Linked DNA regions of Homo sapiens: region 2 is linked to region 1. Evidence: chromatin contacts called from ENCODE Hi-C or POLR2A ChIA-PET data. All regions are on one chromosome and are shown on one strand. The core of a region is the stretch at or near the end of the contact, and the rest is flanking DNA. Distances in the headings are between cores, read along the strand shown. Region 1 overlaps LOC124904342 (a long non-coding RNA gene). Region 2 holds the start of PPM1J-DT (PPM1J divergent transcript).

The links. A loop is a pair of places that touch in the nucleus more often than their neighbours do. ChIA-PET counts read pairs that join two places held with the same protein, here RNA polymerase II (POLR2A). Pooled maps may share reads with other maps.
Region 2: a loop to region 1 is called in a pooled map, with 4 times the contacts of the local background. The contact joins the promoter of PPM1J-DT here to the enhancer-like site in region 1. A Hi-C loop is called at or near these places in 7 of 50 pooled maps. POLR2A ChIA-PET finds 5 or more read pairs at or near these places in 2 of 52 experiments (H1 and MCF 10A).

Annotation. Positions count from the first base shown.
Region 1 is chr1:112,901,984-112,908,742 of GRCh38, forward strand. All of the region lies in intron 1 of LOC124904342 (a long non-coding RNA gene), which reads left to right. Among named protein-coding and RNA genes, the nearest start is that of MIR11399, 23 kb to the left of the region's middle. RefSeq lists enhancers at 312-1,245, 1,246-2,177, 2,084-2,378, 4,181-4,740. Within about 2 kb of position 3,113, at least 10 of the 41 ENCODE cell types and tissues checked have a DNase peak (open chromatin) inside an H3K27ac peak, as active enhancers do.
Region 2 is chr1:112,712,660-112,719,418 of GRCh38, forward strand. It overlaps PPM1J-DT (PPM1J divergent transcript), which reads left to right and starts at 2,952. Exons shown (of 2, transcript XR_947714.4): 1 at 2,952-3,104; 2 at 3,792-5,137. PPM1J (protein phosphatase, Mg2+/Mn2+ dependent 1J) reads right to left here and starts at 2,673. Exons shown (of 10, transcript NM_005167.7): 1 at 2,317-2,673; 2 at 838-952; 3 at 85-372. The coding sequence starts at 2,642. It overlaps TAFA3 (TAFA chemokine like family member 3), which reads left to right and starts at 6,246. Exons shown (of 6, transcript NM_182759.3): 1 at 6,246-6,640. RefSeq lists enhancers at 1,704-1,763, 2,728-3,022 and silencers at 2,224-3,013, 6,306-6,355.

The DNA.
Region 1 (6,759 bases), core at 1,863-4,362:
AGCCTCCTGAGTAGCTGGGACTACAGGCACGTGCCACCATGCCCAGCTAATTTTTGTATTTTTAGTAGAGATGGGGTTTCACCATGTTGGCCAGGATGGTCTCTCAATCTCTTGACCTCATGATCTGCCCGCCTCGGCTTCCTAAAATGCTGGGATTACAGGTGTGAGCCACCATGCCCAGCCTAACAGTTGGTTTTTATAAGATAGCTAGAGCAGGAGTGAGGAAACAATAATACCAAAAGCAGATTGTTAACATCAGGTTACTTCAGGTTACTTTCCTTGTAAGGGTTAAAGGAGGAGACTTCCTTAACATGCTGGTTCAGGTTGACTGGGCCTCTTCAGACTGGTTGCTATGAATCTTCTGTTTTTAGGAAAAATTGGTCTAATGGGGAATTTTCTTGCTTCCTTAAAGTTTCAACTTGATTGCATGACACTTAGCATAAGTGACTCCATTTTAATTTGTTTTGTTGGGGCCTAGTGCAGGAGCTCAGTCCAAAACAATGGCTTCCCATACATTTTATTTTACACCTTTACAATAAATGGGTAAATGTAAGTAAAGCATTTCCCTTAATTCTGTGAGCCACTCTAGCAAGTGATTGAACCCAAGAAAGGGTCTAATTTGTAAAACCTCTAATTTGTAGCTAAGTTGGACAGAAGTTGTGAGTAACATGAAGGTCTACTATTTGCAGTTGGAGTGTGAACGTGTGGAACTGAGTCTTTTTTTTTTTTTTTTTGAGACAGGGTCTCACTTTGTCACCTAGGCTTGAGTGGAGTGGCGCAATCTTGGCTCACTGCAACCTCCACCTCCTGGGTTCAAGCAACTCTCCTGCCTCAGCCTCCCAAGTATTTGAGATTACAGGCGTGCGCCACCATGCCCGGCTAATTTTTTGTATTTTTAGTAGAGATGGGGTTTCACCATGTTGCCCAGGCTGGTCTGGAACTCCTGAGCTCAGATGATCCACCCACCTTGGCCTTCCAAAGTGATTGGATTACAGGCGTGAGCCACCACGCCTGGCCTGGAACTGAGTCCTTAATCTGTGTGATCTGACACTATACCTAGGTAGATAGTATCAGAATTGAGTTTAGTTGTAAGACTCTCGGTGTCTGCAGAAAATTGGAGAATTGCTTGATGTGGAGAAAAATCCCTACACATTTGATCACAGGAGTGTTCTATGTTCAGTGTGAGTATAGAGAAAAATAATTTGCTTTTCCTATTCAGTAGCCCACAGGCCCACTGGGATCTCCTCTGTTTTCTGCCCTTCATCAGACTTGGGCTTGGGAAACACTCTGCCTTTGTTCACTTCAGTCTCCGAAATTTGGCCTGTGGACTTTTAGGGTCCTCATCATGCTATGTTGTAAGCACTGATTTCCTTTTCATGCCACCAACAGATTTAAAGCTTCTTAAAAATACAGACCAGGCTTTATTCAGCTTTTTATCTTAACCTAGCCCAGGGCCTGGCACACAGTCTGTGTTTAACAATGCTTGGCTGTCAGTTCTACCATGGTTCCTACATAGCTTTCTCTGGATGCTTTTCTCCAGGAGAAATGCAGCACTATTTTTCTCTACCTGGTTGAAATGCCACTTCCTGCAGAAGCTTCCCCAGGCCCTAAAATCACATGGCATACTTTGTGTGTGGTTCCCTCTCATCTCAAGAAGTTCACAGTTTCGTAGGGATTTAGAAGAGCAAACTAACATGTACAATGCACTGCAGTGCTAGGAAAAATTGTGAAAGACTTTTAAATGGGCAAGTAATGACTGGGTGTCTTTCAATGGAATGATGTGTGTTACAATTCTACCCTACAAAAGTGCTGGACTGTTTTATAACTCTGTAGAAATGAAGGTTAATGGGGAGGCCTGATGATGGTGTAGATGTTTTCTGTCTAGAGCTGGATGCAGGATGCAAACAACTCTGTTCATGGCAATGCAACTAAATACATTTTGTCCAGTACAGAACAAACCGCCCAAGGGGTTCACCTTGCCCTCTGCCTAGACAGAGCATTCATCAAGACAGAGGAATTGCAATAGAGAAAGAGTAATTTACACAGAGCCAGCTGTGTTGGAGACCAGAGTTTTATTATTACTCAAATCAGTCTCCCCAAGTATTCAGGGAGCAGAATTTTTAACGATAACTTGGTGGGTGGGGGAAAGCCAGTGAGCCAGGAGTGCTGATTTGTCAGAGATGAAATCGTAGGGAGTCGGAGCTGTCTTCTTGCACTGAGTCACTTCCTGGGTGGGGGCTACAAGATCAGTTGAGCCAGTTTTTCAATTGGGTGGTGCCAGATGATCCATCAAGTGCCGAGTCTGCAAAATATCTCAAGCACTGATCTTAGGAGCAGTTTAGGAAGGGTCAGAATCTTGTAGCCTCCAGCTGCATGACTCCTAAACCACAATTTCTAATCTTGTGGCTAATGTTAGTCCTACAAAGGCAATCTAGTCCCCAGGCAAAAAGGAGGTCTGCTTTGGGAAAGAGCTGTCTTTGTTTAAACTATAAACTAAGCTTCTCCCAAAGTTAGTTCGGCCTATACCCAGGAATGAACAAGGACAGCTTGGAGGTTAGAAGCAAGATGGAGTCTGTTAAGTTAGATCTCTTTGGCTGTCTCAGTCATAATTTGGCAAAGGCAGTTTTATAAGTAAAATTCCATTTTAAACAGTTATAAAATCCTACTAGTTTCCTCCTTAATTCATGATTTAAATAAATGTATGTTCATTCTCTGTGTGAGTTATGCTTTTATCATTTTGAAAACTATTCTTTAATAGTGGTATCTGTGAAAGAGTAAGCAAAATTAATACACAGTGAGCATTTATTCCATGTCAGGCACTATGCTAAGGGTTTTATAGATTTAATCATCATGGCGACCCTGTAAGTTAAGTTCTATTATTAGTTCCATTTTACAGATCTGGAAACCAAGGCCTAGAGATTAAGTAACTTTCCTAAGGACCCAGAGCTAGTAAGTGGCCTGAGATTTGAGACCTGAGATTTGAAAGACTTGCATTGTAACTGCACTTCAGTCAAGAGGGCAATTGAAATGAAATTGTGGGATCAGGTAAGGCTTCCAAATTTCGGAGGATAAGGTGTTGGTGCAGAGGGAAAAGAAGGGCGGGGCTTTCAGGTACAGGTCAGCCCTAAGAAATGCAGTTGGCCTGGAGAGCAGGGTGTGGGCTGAGGAGTGGTAAGAGATAAGGCTGAAGGAAACTTCAGGAGTTTCCTTCACAGAGGAAGGAAATCACGGAGAGCTCTGTGAGGCCAGAAGCCAAGGAGTTTGGACTTTATCCTCAAACTACAGTATTTTAAGCAGAAAAAAAAGACATGATTAGATTGAGTTGTATTATTTTTATCTTTATTGCTTTTGTTTGTAGTTATAAAAGAGGTATAGGCTTTTTTTAAATTGTTGTTAAAACAAAACAAAACATGGAGAAATTTGGCCCTTCTAGAAAAATTATTTTGGCAGCACTGTTGAGGCTCGATCCGAAGTGGTGAGTGAGAAAAGAGGGAAGCTGTTGGAAACTAAGCCAATAGCAAGAAAAACGAAGAGGAGGGGATGGAAAGGAGAAACAGTAAGCTAGCTGAATCTACAGGATTTGGCAACTGTGGCATGTCGGGGGTAGGAAAGGGTGGGAAGGAGGGGCTAGTGCACAGGGAGAGCCCCATCAAAGTACCTAGCTCAGAAAACCTACTGCAGGCCTGGTTACTCATTCTTAGCATGTAAGAACTGAGATAGTACTTGAAATTTAAAGCGAAAAGCATTGATATCAAGTTTGTACAACACCCATTCTAAAAAGCATATACAAATAGAGCCTGACCAAAGTACCCAGGCCTTTTTTTTTTTTCTTTTTTGGCCTCAAGGTGGTTAGAAGCGGGAGACAAAAAAGGGTGTTGAGAAAGGAAAAGAAAGATAAATCACAAAGACTATAACCATTTAAACCTTCTGTTGACAATTACGCACATACAGATTGTCAGCACACCAGGTGACTTTTAATCCCGGTCCAGTTCCCCTCCTGGCCCTCTTAATGGCTTCTGGCCACTTCCTCTTGGGATCTGGCCAGAGTAAGCTCAGGAAATGCAAAGTTTTAATTCTGGAATCAGTAAAGCATATTAGGAAAGGAAATCCACAAGTGAAAAAAACATCACATTATGCATTTTGAAGCCAAGGGACAGAATCAGATTGTAAATTTGTGGGGACAGGAACCATTTTACACATTTTGGTGCAGAACTCAGGGATTGGTTTAGCCATTATTCCCCCTCAGGTTCACCCAGGATTTGGTCTCTTGCATTCTTGTATGATTCCAAAGCTTCCATCCAGCACAACCTTCAGCTCTAGCAGTTAAGCTGTCTGCAGTCCCGCTTTGTGCTCCCTGACAGCAGGGGAGGATAACCCGCCAAGATGAAGGCCCAGATAAAGAGTCAGTATCTTTAATTATACTCACTTCCCTAGGATTTTGCAGGATCAGATGATAGAATATATTTGAAAGGCCTTTGTAAAATTGGATGAGCTATACAATCACTAGCTGTTCTTTATTCATTGTTGTTCTGGTTGATGACCTAACTGATACTTGCTACACTGCATTGCAGAATGTTCAAGGAGATTCAGATTTTTACAATGACTATGCACTTAATATATTAATGTTACTATGTGCTCAATGGTGTGCTGTGTACTTTCACATGTAATCCTCAAAATAATTTTATCATGTTTATCAAAGATCAGATAGATTAACTTGCTCAAAAACATAATTTTTGATTTTTTATGCTCTCCCAAGATTGGATTAGGTTTTGCCATGTGTTACCACACCACAGAAGTTACTACATATCTTCCCCACTACACTAGAAGCTGTGGGTGCTAGGAACTATATTTTGTTCACTGCATTATGCCCTCTATCCAGCTAATGGAGCCAGGCACAAAACATACATGCTACAAAAAATAGTTAGGGTGAATGAATGAAGGCTGATTTTATATCCATTGCTCTATTCTGAAAACTACTGTTTTCTTAATAACTTACTGTTCATCATCTATTTTTCCCTACTAGAATGTAAGATACTTGTGAAAACATATCATTTGTTTTATTCACTGCTGGATTCTCAAAGTCTGGAACAATGCCTGGGATATACTAAGTGTCCAATAAATATCTGTTGGTGAATGAACAAACGATAGCCACGTGGACAAGCAAATTCCACCTCTTTTTGTCTATCACTATATTTTTTCTTTTTCTTTTCTTTTTTTTTTTTTGCGATGGAGTTTCACTCTTGTTGCCCAGGCTGGAGTGGAATGGCGTGATCTCACCACAACCTCTGCCTCCTGGGTTCAAGCGATTCTCCTGCCTCAGCCTCCCTAGTAGCTGGGATTATAGGCATGCGCCACCATGCCTGACTAATTTTGTATTTTTAGTAGAGATGGGGTTTCTGAATGTTGGTCAGGCTGGTCTCGAACTCCCGATCTCGGGTGATCCGCCCGCCTTGGCCTCCCAAAGTGCTGGGATTACAGACAAGAGCCACCATGGCTGGCCTTGTATTTTCTTTTTTCTGATGCTGATCTCAATAAGATAACGCTCAAGAACAACACAACACTGTGATGTGGGTGAGCGGCTGAGAGCTGAACACTCTGGCTTCCTGAGGTAAATACTTGCAGCTGAATGATGATTAGAAAGGAACCACAGGAATGCTGTCTCCAAGAGCACTGCCTGCAAGAAGAAGGCACAGGTGGCCAGCACTGGTGGCCTGTGGACTCTACACTTCACAGCTTTGGTCCAGCACCAGCAAAATAGTGATGCAAGACTATTGTGCTCTTGAGTTCCATGTCACACTCACCTCTCTTTCACCAGAATGCAACTCTTGGAGAAGCAGAAAAAGTAATGTGCTTATAACAATTAGCTTGATTTTCTTAGGAATCAAGTGTCTCTTGCTAGAACTCTTCTAGATCACATGCATAGTTTTTTCTTTCTGTAAACCAGTAGTATATGGTATGTTGTTTTCTTTTAGTATAAAAGTAACCATCGTATTAAGAAAATTCTGAATATGGAAAAAACATAGAAAACAGTCACCTAATTTTACCACACTAACAAAATTATGATTGGTATATATGTGCATTTTCTTTTTCCCTGTGCTTGTGTATGTATGTATTAGGCATATATATCTACACATATCATACTAGGTTTTTTTTTTTTTTTGAGACAGAGTTTCACTCTTGTTGCCCAGGCTGGAGTGCAATGGCATGATCTTGGCTTACCACAACCTCCACCTCCCGGGTTCAAGCGATTCTCCTGCCCCAGCCCTCTGAGTAGCTGGGATTACAGGCATGCACCACCACACCCGGCTAATTTTGTATTTTTATAGAGACAGGGTTTCTCCATGTTGGTCAGGCTGGTCTGGAACTCCTGACCTCAGGTGATCTGCCTGCCTTGGCCTCCCAAAGAGCTGGAATTACAGGCGTGAGCCACCACATCAGGCCTAGTTTGTGTTTTTTCACTTAATATTATGCCGTTTTTGTATCAAAGGGACTTCATAACCATATCCATCTAACTACTTATTAAGGCCAGGTGCAGTGGCTCATGTCTGCAATCCCAACACTTTGGGAGGCCCAGGCAGGAGGATTGCTTGAATTCAAGAGTTGGAGACCAGCCTAAGCAACACAGTAAGATCCAGTCTCTATAAAAGTTATAGTTATGAGGTCAGGAGTTCGAGATCAGCCTGGCCAACATGGTGAAATCCTTTCTCTACTAAAAAAATACAAAATTAGCTGGGTGTGGTGGCATGTGCCTGTAATCCC
Region 2 (6,759 bases), core at 1,702-4,201, 190 kb before region 1:
TCTCAGGGTAACCCCCTCTGGCTTCCACACAGAGTTGGCCAGAGTGGTTGCCTAGCAGGCTCTTGGCCCAGGTCACCCACTCACCATGAGCTGGAAGGCATTCTCAACGGCCCCCACTACCAGGCTCTCGTGGCTCACTTCCTTCTGTGAAGACCAGCAGGACTGAGGGCCAAGCAAGTGAGAGGGATCGGAGGAATCTGGGGTCCCCGGAGTGGTTGGGAGGCAGAGGGGTGGTGGCGAAGGGTCCTGAAGTATCTCTACCAGGTCCTTTAGCTGCTCTCGGATATGGCGATGCAGGAGCCGTGAGGCCATTTCAGCAGCTCCGCCCCCTGCATGCCCATCAAATAGGCCCCAGTAGTAGAAGCAGAGTCCCTGGTGGAGGAAAAGTTGGAGGTGAGTTTTGTTTGTGTGTGTGTGTGTGTGTGTGTGTGTGTGTGTTATGCAAGGTGAATAACAAGACTCTGGGCATCCATACAAACATCTGAGAGGTCAGTGTTTGCTACTGAAGGCAAATTAGGTTTATTCACATAAGGCTTCGTATGTGTCAAGAGAAAGGAAAGGCTCAAAAACCCAAACTCAGAGGATAACAGATCCAAAACTCAGCACTGGCAATTAAATCATCCATAAATATGTGAGCCTCTACATTTTAGGTGGGAAAGTAACATTCATGCTTACATGGTAGAATCTAACTGATGAATACCAGGTAAAGGTTCTGTGCCAGAAGGTAGATAGCCAGTGAGTTCATCAGGTCTTCCGCATGGCTCAGATTTAAAACCAGAGGCCTGAGTCCCTGGGGAGAGGTGTCACTGTGTCTCTGGGAAAGGGGATGGGTCTTACCTGGCCTCGGCTAGGCTCCCTAGGTACTCCTGTAACACTCCTCCGACCTTCCACATACACCACTTCACAGCAAGCCTGGTCCTCATTGTGCCGACTCTTGCCAGCATTGATGACCCTGCCAGGCCAGAATGACCACATCAGGTTGGACACCAGACCAGGTCCTGGAATAACCCCCACCTTAGACACACACCGTCTCCTGCGCCCGCTGGCCAAGCTGAGAAAGGTCACAGCCACCTGGGATCCAGGCCAGAGGGAGGAGGAGAAGGGAGGGCTGGCAAGGTGTAAGGAGTACTGTTTGGGTGGCCAGCCCTACCACTTCACAGAAAGGCCAGCAGGAGCTTCTGGCCAACCGCTATGTCCCCTGCCTGCCTCACTTCCCCCATCCCTGGCAAAAAAAAAAGAAAAAAGAAAAAGGCATTCCTAGTGGTGCTTCTGGGGGAGGGGCTAGTTGGTAGCAGAAGTTTTACTTCCCTGCTAGCTAGACCCTACATCCCACCCTCAACCACTATCAACTCTCCCAGTGCCTTGTCCCCAGCACCTCATCCTCATGGGCACACCCACCCTTATCCTAAAACCATCCAGCGAAAGTTTCTGCTGCCTTAACAATGAGGAAGCTCTCCAGCCCAGATCGGGAAAGAGGAACTGAAATAGAGTAGAAGTGAAAGCCCACCTGGACTGGGCAGGAGCCACATACCCATAAACTCCTCCCACACAGGAGGCTAAGGGAGGTGGTGGTGGGTCCATGGGCCACCAGCCACCTTCCTCAGCGAACTGAGCGCCCCCATCTCCCTCGGTGCTCTGCGTTCCCGGCAGATGCATTTAAAATACACACAGCCCGGGGGCCAGCCGGCCGCTCCGGGCAGGGGGTCCGCTTCTTTGCCAGGCCAGCACGAGTTGGCAGGCTGAAGGGCATCTAAATGGGACCCTCCTCTACCCCGGGCGTCCCCCTCCCCGCTCCTGGGGAAGCTGGCGGCCTCCTGGTGTCGCGGGCTATTTCTGGGTGTGGAGGGGGAGGGGAACTACGGTAAGAGGGACAGGGAACTGGGGCGCTGGAGCCGGGAAGCGGGTGAGCGAGTCTTCCCAACCGCTATGTCCCCTATTAAAAAGAACCCCGCTCCTTCGTGAAACCCCTTTTCCCTTAGCCTTTAAGCTGCCGGGCCGCGACGGGGAACTGGCCAACTCATCCTTCGCCGGGCTCTCCGCCCTCCGGGCTCTGGGGCAGAACAGGGTCCTGAGGCGGCGTGGGCGAGGGCAGTCAATGAGCGGGAAGGACGTGAAGAAGGTGACACAGGCTGCCCCCCACTGGAAAATGGGTTGGGAGGGGGTGCGGCCCGAAGACCAGAGGATAGCAAAGGTCCACGGAAAAGGGAGCTCCTGGCCCGGACGCGGCGTGGGGAACGCGTCCTAGCGCCGGGGATGCGGAGCTGGGGAGAGGGGTGGGAGCCCCATCCTGGTTTGGGTGCCCCAGGGGGCGCTCACTCGGCGTAGCCTGTGCTCCAGGGCAGGCGGCGGCCCGTGTCCGGGGGGCTTTGCACAGCCCGGCCCGCGTGGTCATCGGCGCGTCGCAGCCCCCCGGGGCTCAGCTGCAGAAAGGTCGGTCTGGAGAAGCTCGCTCGAGCCTCAACAGCCTTCGCGGGCGTCGCGCTCCCGCTCCCAGCCTTCGCGGGAGGGCTCCTGGGCGCTTCTGGAGCGGCGGCGGGCGGCGCCGAGGCGGCGTTGGGCAGGTCCGGGGATTTGGGGCGCGGAGGCGGAGCGCCCCCGGAGCTCACCAGGTGCGCCACGGCCGAGCGCACCCGGTTTAGCATGCTGCCTCCCTGCCCCGCCCTCGGCCGCGGCCCCGCCCCCGCCCAGGCCCCGCCCCCATGGCTCCGCGTGGGCGGTGCTCGCGCCAGCCGGCCCTTCCCTGCTACTGGCTCCCGGCCAGCTGGGCGGGTCCCGGGCGAAACTTGCCCTTGCTCTGGGCCACCCCAGGAACCGGCCCACGGGTCCCCGGCCTCTGCCCCGCCCCATTCCGGCTTGGCCCCGCCTCCGTTTCTTAGGGGTAGGTTCTGTTGCTGTGGGAAGGGGGCGGAGAGAAGGAAACCTTATTTCAGCCGTGCGCTAGATTAGACACAGCTAGAATGTCTCCATTGTGACGGGGGCTGAGGGACAAGGGGGTGCGGTCTCCTCGCTCTCGGTTCGGTGTGGCCAGCCAGCCCAGAGAGCCATGGAGCTAATGACCTCAGAGCAAAACAGGCGCTTGGGAGCCGCTGGGTATGAGGCGCCAGGTGTGACACCACCTCTGGATGGGGCTGCTGGAGCGAGAGCGGGCAAGCTGGTACCGGGTGGGGTTGCGGGATTAATGACGCAGGCTGCAGCCGACCACCCCGGAATCAGGAGCCGGGGTAGATTCCTGGGCTCCTGATGCGCTGTTCCCCGTGAAGACCACCTCTAGATCTGGGAGAGCGGTTGCTACTCCCACCCTCCTTTCTCTCTCAGAACCCAGGTCTTTCCCACAATGCAGACCTTCCCTGACCACAGCAGGACAAGCTATTAATAGGATAATAACAACATAACAAATACTATTTATTGAAGAAGTACTGCATACTAGACCCTTTACAAAGCACGTTCCATACAGTATTAGGTTATTTATACTGCACACCAATCCTTCAAGATGGTTTTTTTTCTGTCAGTTTCACGGATGAGGCAGGACGGGACGCTTCCTGTCATTTTACCGTGACTTGCCCCAGGAGGTCACACGGTCAAGTGAAAGATTCACACCTATGTCGGCCTCCTGACATTCAAACCTGCTCTGTCTTAAGAACCAAGCTTACTTCTCCGGATCAGGGAGGAAGGGCTAGAAAGGAGATCAATGGCAGAGAGAGGAGTGGGGGTTCCTCCCCTCCCATCCTTCTCTTAGGGCCAGGGCTGAGAGCAGTCCGGGAATGCTGAGCAAGTTCTGTGTCTACCGCCAGGGGGAGACAGAGGCCAGGCTAAGCCCTTGCCTAAGAAGAGTAAAAGCACACTCACTGGAAGACCAGGACAGAGCCCAATGCCTGGTTGGCTGCCCGTTCTTCCTAACTTCTCCCCTCTGGGAGAGGGTGGTACTGACCTGATGCCACAAGAGCTCTGTCTCTAAACCTCCTATCAGAAAGTTGATCGCTAGGTATCCACAGACACCACCCATCCACACATCTCAAATGGGGACAACGCCGTTGTGGCCCTCAAGCAAGTTGGAAGTAGCCATCAGGGACTACGGCACCCAGTTCACGGCTGGAACTTTTCTGGGCTCTGTCGGCCAGGTGCTTCCTGACCACATACCACTTTGTTCCCCAGGCTAAACTGTGTCCCCAGAAGGGATGACTTTCTTGGCAGCTTCCAAATAAAGATCCCACAGTGGTCCTTCAGGTTGGTAGACTTACTATGCCTGCTTTGTTACACCTGAGCTTTAGGCAGAGAGAGACAGAGGAAAAGAAGTCACAGGAGAGAAAAAAAACAGACCCCAAGGCAAATAGAGCAGCAAAAGAAGACGGGGACAAAGAACAGGCTGCTTCTATAGGTTTTCCCCTGCTATTTGAGAAAAACTGGAACCAACTCTCAGATAAATAACAGCAGCAGCAAGCCAGCAACTGAAGAAACAAATATAACTCCTGGTTGTTTTTATTATTCAGTGTTTCTGGGACAGTTTACTTACCACTTCTTCGTGTCACCCAGCTCCCTATTCCCTGCCCTTTCTAGCACCCACCATGGTGTGGCTGCAAGCTGTCCGCAAAGCTAAGCCAAGAGACCCCCCCAGCCCCAGCACCAGATGATCAGCAGGGAGAATAACAGCTCCCTGGGGCTCCAGAACAGCCCCCAGCCATGGCCTAATCCTAAGGCTCCTCCTCCCTGAACCTCTCACCTCCTATTCCTGGCACCATTATGCCTCCTCCATCCTCAGACTGCCCCAGAACCTGGTGAGGTCATCACCTCTACTCATCCCTGAGGCAGCGGAAAGTGAGAGAGAAAAGGGGATGGGGTATGAAGAAGCAGACTTGTGGGATGTTTTTCTCTGTGAAGAGTGAGACTCTGCTTAGTGGCTGGCCCTGCTGGGGGAGTGTGAAGCTTGAACCAAGGAGGGGGACTGGACAGCCTCAAGACAGGCCCCTTTATCTCAGGCCACAGTGGTGGCTCAGGGCCCAGAACTGGTCATCTTCTGCCTTGTCTCTCCCCTTCACATCACCCTAAACCCAAAGGCCTCTTAAACTAAGAGGAAAGTCCCTTCAAATTCACAGAACACCACTTCCTCTCATTTGTCTAATACATTCGCATCCAAAACAGATCTCTGTAAAGAATTATTCAGTTGCAATTAATTACATTACAATTTTTCTGATAAAGAAACTGGGTCTCAGGCCAGGAGTGGTGGCTCACACCTGTAATCCCAGCACTTTGAGAGGCCATGGTGGATGGATCAGTTGAGTCCAGGAGTTCAAGACCAGCCTGGGCAACATAGCAAAACCCTGTCTCTACAAAAAATACAGAAAATTAACCCTGGCTTGGTAGTGCACTACAGACTACCCCTATAGTCCCAGCTACTCAGGTGGCTGACATGGGAGGATCATTTGATCCCAGGAGGTGGAGATTACAATGAACCAAGATCTGGGTGACAGAGTGATGAGATCCTGTCCCCAAAAAATAAATAAATAAAAAAGAAAAGAAAAAGAATGAAAGAAAGAGAAGGAAGGAAGGAAGAAAGAAAGAGAAACAAGAAACTAGGTCTCAGAATTTGGTTCCCATGTTGGTATTCACACTTAACATCCATAGGGACCATTCATAGCCTACTACTGTCCTCCTGCCTAATGCCCACACCCTCATACTTCCTCTAGCCCTCCCAGCCCCTGAGAGCACCACTCCTGGGAGAGGAAGAGATATTTACTATTCCCTCCTAAATATCATTCTAGAAGAGTGCTGCTGAACAGAACTTTGTGCACTGACGGGAATGTTCTACATCTGCTCTGTCCAATACAGCAGTCCCTATCTTCGTGTGGCTATTGAGCATTTGAAATATGGTGCCTACTAATGAGGAACTGAATTTTAAGTTTTATTTAATTAATTTAGATTTAAATTTAAATATCAACATGCCACTAGTGGCTACCGTATTGGACAATGCAGTTCTGCAATCTTCAAAGCTCAAAAACCCTGAGGGTCTAGTCAATCACTCCTCACTCCCAGCTCCTTTCCCCCCAGCACCTCCACCTCCCCTGAGCCAGGGCACTGGGGGCCACAAGACCTTCAGGGTTTTGAGGGACCTCCTCTGAGTTGCCACCACGGAGGTGTCCATCCTCACTGAACCTGCGGGTGCCGGATGTCCTCTCTCCCTTCCTCTTGCCCTCGGCCGCCAGGGGCCGCTGCGTCTCGGCTGTGCCCATCCGTTCAGCCGAGCGCCTGGCACTGTCCCGAAGGAGGCGGCGGCGCCCACGCGGGGCTGGAGGAGCGGGGGTAGCCCGGGGCGAGGCGGCGGTTGCGGCGGCGGCTGCGCGCTCCCCGGCCTGCCGGCAGGAACCTTGGAAAAAACCCGGCTGAGTTCTGCAGAGCTGGCGGGGCCGGGCCCAGAGCTCCCCTGTGCCCAGAGCCCGGCCCGCCCTGCGGATGATGCCAACCTGACCAGAACCCCGCTGTCCCGGGGGCGCAGCAACTTGGTGAAGGGGACAGGGCTCCGGACTAGACAGCACCCAAGCTGGCCGCTCCCTCCCAAAGTCTGTCTTTCGGAGTGCTGGTCCCTGGCTCAGTGGCAAGGAAGACTTCAGGCCAGCAGATCGAACCAGTGGGCATCACCGTGGACCAGGTAGGTCCCAGGTGTGGGGGCTCAGAATGTGGAGGAATGAGTAGGCGTTAGGGGGGTTTGTGGGGAGAGAAGGTGAAGAAAGGTTGAAGATTCTTGTGGTTCACATCCTCAAACCCTTG